Linked DNA regions of Homo sapiens: region 1 is linked to region 2. Evidence: chromatin loops called from intact Hi-C (ENCODE). Cell type or tissue: K562. All regions are shown on one strand.

Region 1 (5,000 bases), 150 kb before region 2:
TCATTTCGTCCAGTGTAGCCCCTTCTCTGAGTGTTACCTTTAGCAAGTGGGTCACTAAAGACGTTTCAGAAAAGCTTATCTAATATCACCACAGAGGACTCTGAGGTCACACTATTCTGGTCTTTACCTCATACTTAGCAACGATACGCACGACACAGAATACAACATGCTCACACAGTGCCTTCCACTGAGTTTCATACACTCCTAGGAATTTAACACCTACTGAACGAATGGAAATGATTCTCAGTTGTGTTTATACACTGAGAAAATTTTAAAGTTTCCCTATCCAGGGTCCAAGCAGCGGCATATCTTCAAGCTCTGCCAAGTGCAGACAGAGCCCCCTTGGCTCACGTTGCCGTGGATCAGAGAATACCAAACCCTGCAGCTACCCATGTGAACGATGGAATGTAAAAGCTAAACTAAACCCATTCCCACTCCCCGCTTGGCTTTGACGCAGGGGTGGTGGTGGAGAGGATTCACTAAGTGTGCCCCGCTTTGCTCCCTCCCAGCACGCAGGGCTCCATGTTGTCCTGAGCTTGGCTGTCCAGCTCTTGTTGCCCTGACTACCTTCAACTCTTAAAATCCCGCCAGGAGATCAAAATGACAGGAAAAGCAAAGGGAAAGAACCTAGAGAAGGAATGGCAACCTTCCAGTCGAAAATCCCCAAAGCAGTGTTTTTTGACTCCTAGTGCAACAAGTGACCCTCTCAAGCGGCTCTTGAAACCACGCAGCCCGCAACTCGGGGATCCACCTCGCGTGCGCCCGAGGAGCACAGCAGGCTGGACACACCAACCTTTTCCCCAACCGTGACCCAAACAGTGGCTTGGATTCGATCCTTTCCACCCCCAAGCCTTGAGGAAAATCCACTTGAGACTTTTTTCCATCTCCAGATTTCCGACGGTCGATATCCTCCTGCATCCAGCCCATTTCCTAGTTTCCTGAAGGGTAGGGAGGACGTCTGTGAGTTGGATGTCTGAGAGCGTGCGTGTGCTAGGGATTTTAAACGTCTCCCCTCTCTTCCACTTCTTCGATATGTGCTCTGAGCTTTAGGTGTCGCCTCACAAATGGGATCAATAATCCTTGTTTTACCAACTTTGTCATGAAACCCTAGAAAATCATATATATTAAAAGGGCTTTAGAAATTGTCAGGTGCCCGACAGGTTGCAGCCGCGGGTTACCTCGGAGGCCAAGGCAGCCACCTCTGCAAGGGAGTTCTGCGTCCAAGCATGGCTTGTCCGTCCCGCCTGGCCCCCATCAACAAGGCCGGGACCAGCGGCCGGTGGAACGAGCGAGAGCAGCCCTAGTCCCACAGGTGAGCCGCCCCCACAAGCAGCCAAGCCGCGAGCCGTCCCGGCGCCGTCACCGCCCGCACTCACTTCTCCACTCCGGGAGGGAGATGGGAGGCGTGGGAGAACGCGGAGAGGCGCGGCGAGGCTGGGAGCGGGAGACGGCGCCGGGAGGCGGGAAGCGGACCAGAGAATGGGAGAAGCCCGGCAGGTGGACAGGAGGAAACAAAACCCAAACGCCCCACCCTCGAAGTCGTCAGGAGCTGAGCGAAGGAAGGAGCGAGGTAGGAAAGCGTGGCGCCCCAAATATGCCGCGGGAGCGGCGCGGGAGGCGCAGAACCCCGGAGCTTGCAGCCTAGCGCGCGGGGTCCCAGCGGAGCGCGAGGACGCGAGCGGAGCCCTCCCGGTTACCTGTGCTGCTTCCGCCCTGGCTGCCCCTGTCCCGAGGGAAGATGCCCGAGCACTTCTCCCACTCCACCTGGCCGGCGAAGCACAGCTCGGTGACGATGTGCAGAGCCTTCTGGCACAGACTGTTCACTCCGTCCTCCTTGTGGAAACTCATCGTTTGGCTTTTCTTTCGTTTTCTCTTTTTTTCCCAGTTAGCCGTCTTTTCCTCTTCCCGTACCTCTAACCCCTCTGGCGCCCTAAGCCATAGTCCGCCCGCGGTGACTTTGGCTGGAGATTGCGCCGCTGAGAGCCGGCAACTCTTAGGAGCCCCACGTTGGCCCCATGGCGGGAGCGGAGGGCGTAGGGGAAGGAGAGGCGCGCGAGGAGGCTGCGGCTGCCGCGAGGTTTGCGCCAACTCTCCCGCCGCGCGAGCGAGCCGAGGCGCGCTGGAACTAGAGACCCGGCATGGAGTGCTGAGGGGAGGGGGGAGCCGTAAAAAAGCCAAAGCAAGCCCTCGACTCGCAAGCACGCCCCCCTCCTCTCCCCAGCGCACTGGTGTTTCTGGCGGGTGCCTGGCGGCGACGCGTCCAATCGCAGCCCGGCGCGGGCGCTAGGTGACAGGCGGCGGAGCGCGCAGACCCGGCTCCCCGCGTCCTCTGAAGAAGGGACTCGCGAGGGAGGGAGGGAGGGAGGGCGGGCGGCCCGGCGCCCCTGCCGAGGCCGGGGATGCTCATCGTTGCCCAGAGTTGGCCCGAGGAGCCCTCTCCGTTTTCCCAATACTTTTCCCTGCATCAGTGCAGCCATCCCCGCCGCCTTTGTCTCTCCAACTTTTCCACGGATGTATTCTACTTTCTGTGCTATCTGCTTCTGCCCTTCTGGAAAAGTCATCCCAATCGAAGAAAAACTGAAAAAGTTAATTAGAAAAAAGAATGCGTGAATAAGCAAACCCTCTTAGGTAGATCACAAAATAAAATGTTATTTGTACTAATAATCAGATAAGATTCTGTCGATTAATCCGTAATTGGCGATTGAGAATGCACAACTTGACTCCCTCCATCTCCTTTCTTAGCGACTTAAAACAAGACATGGGTGTTAAAGGGAACAGGATTAAGTTCAAATCTGTCACACATCTCAGCCTAACCTTGAAGTTGTTTTCAGGTCTTGGCGATCCTCCTACTTCAGCCTCCCTAGTAGCTAGGACTCCAGGGACTCCAGGCGCTATTTTTTTTTTTTAAACTTATTGTAAAGACAAGGATCTCACTATGGTGCCCTGGCTGGTCTCGAACTCCTGGGCTCAATCAATCCTACCGCCTTAGCTTCCCAAAATGCTGGCACTAGCCACCACGGCCGGCCTGCTTTCGGGTCTTTGCCTGAGTCTGTAAAATGGGAGATTTGGACTCGGATGTCTTAAGCTCACCTGTTTTTATAATTCTTTAATGCAAATGGGTGCAAATCAGTAGAACTAAAGCGACAAAATAATAAACATGGGCTTCAGGATATAATATGTTTATATGGTTTTTAAACTGTTTTCGGGCAGAGTTTGATCCCATATCATAACCTGAGGATTGATTTAACCCTCTTGTGATGAGGGATTCTTTATTTTTGAAGTGGGATACATTGAACTTGTTAGCGTGTCTATGCTAGTAGAATAAGTAGTCTTTTTTAAAAACAGCTAATCAGTTCATGGTAAATTATTTGCTTTGCACAGGACTATGGTAAACCTAGTATAAATATTAGGCATAGCACTCCAGTAGGGAAGCATTCATTAGTTGAATCATTTTGACCTGATCCATAGGACGATTGGTTTAACTAGGACTATTTTTACCACGAATTAAGACAAACTAAAATCTGCAGGCTTCATTTGGTTTTTGTCTTTATGCACACTGACTTGGGTGGTTTTTAAGTCAAATTGTCTAAAGAAATAATTTCACTGTCAATCAAAAAATATTAAACATCTACTGTATGCACAAAACTAAATAACACACTTTAATAAGGCCCTTTCCAATTGCCTTTTGCCCCCCATTCTGCTACAGTCTACACAGACAGACCGGTAGAAAACAGCCTGCAATGCAATGCTGTACTTTCATATTTACCATATGAACTAATTGCTGTGTAGGAGGACCAAATGAGTAATTATCTTTATACTACTTACAGATTCTAATTGCTTAAGTGGAGTAATGCAGAAGGTCTCCCTAATGACCCTCTTGTGTTTGATTTCAGTGTTAAACATTAGGTAAACAAATTCTGAAAATAACTTTCCTGGTATTTGTTTATGCTGTTCCTGGCCTGTTGCTACTCTTACTGCTGTGTTTTCACAACAAGCAGAGTTAATTTCACTTGGATATTCGTTTTTCTGAATTCATTTCTCTGAAAAAAATTTTCTTTCATCTAAAATGAATATCACAGGTTTTGATTTTTTTCTTTGTTCTTTGGACCATCTCGCAGCTCATTAGCAGGTGAATCAAAACAGTTTTGTTTGTCACTAACTAAAAGCTCAGGTAAGAATTTTGGGCAAAGTAAAAACTGCATTGAAGGTCATCTTTTTCAATGCTGAAGGATAAGATGACAAGAATTTCAATTTTCAGTCTTTAAATTTTTTTTCCAACTATTTCAGCTACCAAGAACCTAAAAAGTAAATCAAGCAATACAGATTTGCATTTACTTCCCCACTCACACTCTGAAGGAATTGGTGAAATAGTAAAAGGAGAGGAGTGCAGGTTAGACTGATATTTACTGAGCATTGTTGGCTGTGCTGAGTACTATAGTAGCCATTGTTAGTCAAAAAAATACTAGCTGTAATGATCTCTGTCACAGCTTCCTTCTGGATGACCTCTACGTTATGTAGAGGAGGGATTGGTTTGGAAATAAGGAGCCCAGGAAAAACCCGTGTGAACTAAGCATACCTGTTAAGTGACAATTTTAAACATTCAAAACTCTGATTTCCCTACTTGCTCAATCCTCTTTCAATTCCTTCTTGCCCTTTCTCGTTCATATCGTGGGGGAGGGAGAGTTAGCTTGTTAGGCAGAGATCTCTCTACGGTAAGGGGAACTTGGGAATCACTCTAACACTATAATTTTAAATATTATTTGACCTCCAAAACAGGAACTAAGAGAGTAGGTAAATGAAGAAATCTCAGAGCAGCTGAATGAAGATCACAGAAAATTATTAAATTTGAACTTACTTCAAGTGTTACTACTTTCCTTTTCTGTATTCTATTGGCAGCTCAGATTCATAACAGACCAGTTGTAACTTTCTGTATACACTTGGGGCTGGTCCCGTATTCCTCAATTCAGAAAATGGAATTGCCACTCACTGCCAACTGGTGA
Region 2 (5,000 bases):
AGCTGTTCTATGCTAGAACAGCAGAAAAATTCGACGCAAACTGAGCAGGAGCACAGAAGTAGAAAGCTCTTTGTTTGAAAGATGATATTAATGGTTCATTAATACCACTTCAGTGTTGGAAGAAGAGAACATTCTATTATCATTTCTATCATGCAGGTTCAATAATTGAAGATGAACAAAATCCAATAAAATTTTACTCTGAAATACCACTCTTTTCTTTGTGGTACTTAAACATTAATTTACAAAGTACATAATGGAAAATAATTGTAGCACCCTCAAGAATAATTTGATGAAAAGTTGCAGATAATGAGATAGATAGCTTTTCTCTCTTAAATTATTACTTCAAATTAGATCAGCAGTAACCTGCAGGCAATTCGGATCTTTGTGAAATGAGTCTTCCATCTAATATCCCTTCAGGGCTTTGGTTTTCTAGCAAAGTTAATGTTTCTTTTTATTTCCTTCAGAAAGAAAAAATGAGAATGAATAATGCTATTGGTTGAATTTTATGAATATCTTTATATTACTTTTTTAAAGTATTTGAGCCTTATTGTCAAGTATTCTTGGAGATTTGAATTTAAAGCAGACTATTTTAGGAGTACATCCTTAGAATTTCACCATTTCAAGCTCAGTTTTTTCAAGGGATTTGCTAGGCTGGCGTAGCTAAGGCCTGTTATGACCCCTTGTTCTTGTCTAATTGCTGTATATTTTATGTTTTCCTAAAACCACAGGGGTTTTGTCAGACTTTTGTTTGCTTTGGCTTATATATATGTAGCCTTGTCTCCTTCTATGCTTACCCAATGCTAGGACCCTATACGTAAATCCTTTTCCTACTTTTGGGATGTTTCATAATTCTGGTAATATTGACATAGATCAATTTTGTTGACCTTTTTTCTAGGTCCCTTCTGGGTAATCGGAATGTTTGGAAAATATTTATTAACATTACTGGCGACATCTGTATTTTTAACGTTAGCTTGATTTAGGAATTATAGACATTCAAGTTACGGCTGAACCTATGACCATGCAATCCAAACCCAAGAAACAAAAAATTATGTAATTAAGATTCAAAGAAATATGATGTAGTTCCTGATCTCAAGCAGTTTGTGAACTACTCAGAGGAAATGCAACAAATGCATGTGCACATACATAAGAAAAGAAAACATGAGTTGAATAACAACACAAAATTAAAAGATTATTAGAATTAATACAATATTGTTCCAGGTTAATTGCCAAATGAGGAATATAGGTATTAGACCCATAGATCAGGCATCTGACTATTTCTATGAATCAAGGCCAGGGTCTCTGAAAGTTAACAAGGTCTGCCCAAGTTCTCAGTAAGATTTACTAATGGATTGACTGAGATTGACTAATGTGTGAACTATGGGAAAGGCATACAACTTGGCCACTTTTATGCTCCTTTGTGGAGTAACATGATCTGCCCTAGGAAAAGGAGTGCTTTGGTGAGAGGATTCAAAATCCAGAATTAGTCATGATTAAATCACATTGTCGATTTTTTTTCTATATATGGTTTTTGAGTAATTTTAAAAGATCTGTCATTGTTGTCCTTGGTGATTACACATTCAGCAAATATTCTTTGAGTACCTATTATATATTGGTCAGCATGCCTAGTTTACAGGTATAATAGTGAACAAGATGGACATAATACTTGCTTTTATTAAGTATAAAGCCTGGGAAAAATTAGACATTAAGTGGTAACACTGAATCTAAATAATTTTTATAAATATGTAAAATTCCAATTCAGTAATTCAGCAAATATTTACTAAGCACCTGCTCTGAGTCTGTGGTTATGTTACCGGCTGCAGGGCCTATGTGACTTAGCTGGACCCCTACCCCGCTTTTGTTGCCCAAGGCAATGTCTACATGACATAGCTGAATTCCTATTACCGGCTGCAGGGCCTATGTGACTTAGCTGGACCCCTACCCCGCTTTTGTTGCCCAAGGCAATGTCTACATGACATAGCTGAATTCCTATTACCGGCTGCAGGGCCTATGTGACTTAGCTGGACCCCTACCCTGCTTTTGTTGCCCAAGGCAATGTCTACATGACACAGCTGAATTCCTACTCAGCCTTAACTTTGTTAGGAAACAGCATGTCTGTGATCAAAAGTTTATTCTTAGAACTAAACCAGTTGAAACTTGCGAAATCCATGTTGGCAGTTTGCTTGACCTCTGATGAATCTCTAGCTTCATTGTAATCCAATTTTCATGACAAATGACTCACCCCTGGATGCCTTGACAGTTGATAATCACCATGACAATGACCAGAAGAAATGAAAAAATGACAGAAAAGAGGCGACTCCTAGGAAATCTCCATTCCTTACCAAGAAAAGCATAAATATTCCCCTGCTTGCTTTTAATGCCCAGCCCCTTCACTGAAGATACCCTATATCTGTAACTCCCTGGTTCTCTCTCAGGAGGTGATAAGTTGATTTGAGAGCCACACTCCCACTTCTGCATTTTATGGCCATCAGATAAAGCCTGTACTGTCTAATGCTCACTTTCAGTTTCGTATACTTGCTTGTGACACTGAACAGGAAAAGGCCCATTTTGGGGGGTAACTGGGACCCCCTGGTAACAGTTAGAGTACATCAGAAATTTACCAAAAAAAAAAAAAAGACAAAGATCATTCTCTTCATGAAGCTTATATTTCTATTATGGGAAGGAAGTTAGAAAATTAAAAAAAGAAGTACTATCTGCTGGAAGCTGGGAATGCTATAGTGCAGCAGGTGTGTGTGTGTGGCACTAAAGTAGGGTGAAAGGAATGGACAATGAGCAGGAGTGGTGGACTGGTGGGGGTGGACCACTCTCTTAAATAGGGGCATGGTACAGCTTATTGAGAAAGTGACATTTGAGAAACAGGTGAGGAGTTAGCTATGTGGATATATAGCGGAAGAATAATCAAGCAGAGCGAACAAACGGTGCAGAAGCCATATGGTGGAAATTTGCTTAAGTATTTGAGAACAGCATTGTGGCTGGAGTAGAATAAACGAGGGGAAATTGGTTAGAGATAATGTCAAGAGAGGAGTAGTTCAGGCAGATGATGTAGATCCTAGTAGGCCATTGTGTGAAGAGGCATTGGAGAGTTTTGAGTAAAACAGAGACAAGATTTGAGTGTTGTAATCTGACATACATGGTGAAAGGACCAATCTGTCTGCTAAGCTCTGGCTTCACTTAGTGGGGTTGGGCTTATAAAAACAAGTTCTATTAGGAAACTATTGAAATCATTCATATAAGAAATGACAGTGGGTTGGAGCAGAGCAGTAATAGTGGAAACAATGGAAAACAATTAGACTCTGAATATATTTTAAATAGAAAACAAACAGGATTTTCTAACAGATTGGATATAGAGCATAAGAAAAAGAAGACTCAATTTTGTTTTGTCCTGAATAAATGGAAAGATGAAGTGACCATCAATAGTGATGGAAAAGGCTGTATGAGACACCTCAGGGGACAGAGGCATGGGCATCAGAGGCTCAGTTTGGATTTTTCTGAGTTTGAGATGTATTTAGACACCCAAGTAGAGATTCCAGTAGGCAGTTAAATAAAAAAATCTCTATTGTTGGGGAGCATTTTCGACTGGAGATTCACAATAGATGGCACTTAAACCCATGAGCCTGAAGGAGGCCACACAGAGAGTGAGCATAAAGAAGAGAAGAAAAGCAAAGACAGAGCTCTGGCCTACTCCAACCTCATAAAGTCAGGGAGAGGAGGATGAAACACCAAAGGAAATGGGTAAGGAACAATGTGTGAAGCAGCAGGAGAGCCAAGTGAGTGATAACTAATGACACCGTACTATAAAATGAACCTGCAGATAAGGTAGCCCTTTACATGGAACACATTTGGAAGTGTGAAAATTTCTGTAGTTCCTCTTTTTCATATGCCACCTCACGCCAGCCATGTTCATTTTTGCCTTCATTAATGGGTCCTCCTTGCAAAGGATCCACACAGAGAACCCCTGCTTCCTCTCCACCACAGAATAATGGCAGGAAGCAGACCTAGCTACATGGGGCTTCATTCTTTTCCATCAGCTTCCTAGAAGCCTGTGGATTAATGTTAGAATCTGCTACTCCTTCGACCATAGAGCACTAAACTTTGCAAAGGCTTTGATTAATTTGAATTTGATGGCCTTAGGGTGCTTTTATATTAAAGCTCTGAAAATGTTCAGAAATTTTGAAACAACCATGATCACATTTACAATTTATTTTTGACACTTTTAAGGTTTTTCAATTTGATTTTTTTTCCTCAGAAGACAGGGCAAACTTTGTAATGATGATTAACAAGAACTCTGTGACACTTACATGGACCTGGAAAAGGGCAGAACACGCCCCTTTCCCCAAAGCACAGAAACAATCAGAACAGGTGAAAGCTGAAGAGTTCATGGGTTTGTAACCAAGTGGACCTATTCTTCTTCATTTATTGAAAAGGGCAGGACAAACACATAGGCATGTGCATTGGAGTAAAGAATGAAGTGGAGTGTGGCCAAGATAGCCAGGTGTTTCTGCCCTGCAATGTTTTCCTGCTTTTCATTTTCCTTGCTCTCTTTGAAAGATCTTATTAAATACAATGATCTCATTCTTTCAAAGGGAGTGGGGCCTTTCCCATCCACTTTTTTCTAAGAGGAACCTGAGTTGTAAATGAAATAAAATCATGTGATCTTGCTGTCATAAATATTCATCTTGGGTAAGTGACTATTTTTAATAATCAAATTCTTTGTTATCCAGAGAAGTTGAGGGTGACTGTACTTTTCCTAACCCACCTGTAAAACTACCTAAGGAATATATATAAATATCTGTATATATCTCTCTCTATATATACTTACTCCTGACTGTAATCATTCTTATTTATTACTATTTAATTTATATGGAACTCTCATAAGCTATCTCATAAACTCACAAATCATCATTCAATAAATCTGACAAATATCAAGTCATGTACTACACACAACTGACAAATGATTAGTATCAAAATATATTTTTTAAATG

What was found. Hi-C counts contacts between places; a loop is a spot of excess contacts. Peaks named below come from ENCODE experiments on the same cell type or tissue, not always from the same donor. Only the 100,000 strongest peaks of a DNase experiment are listed, where the experiment ranks them.
Region 1: a loop joins it to region 2, with 3.0 times the contacts of the local background. A loop is called at or near these places in 2 of 110 quality-filtered maps.

Annotation. Positions count from the first base shown.
Region 1 is chr12:33,437,675-33,442,674 of GRCh38, forward strand. It overlaps SYT10 (synaptotagmin 10), which reads right to left and starts at 2,145. Exons shown (of 7, transcript NM_198992.4): 1 at 1,698-2,145. The coding sequence starts at 1,848. RefSeq lists an enhancer at 1,056-1,872. In K562, no CTCF peak of the experiment used is centred here; DNase peaks (open chromatin) are centred at 127, 1,267 and 2,237; H3K4me3 peaks cover 2,544 bases.
Region 2 is chr12:33,586,064-33,591,063 of GRCh38, forward strand. No RefSeq gene overlaps it. Among named protein-coding and RNA genes, the nearest start is that of SYT10, 150 kb to the left of the region's middle. RefSeq lists an enhancer at 1,545-2,465 and a cis regulatory region at 1,811-2,679. In K562, no CTCF peak of the experiment used is centred here; a DNase peak (open chromatin) is centred at 2,278.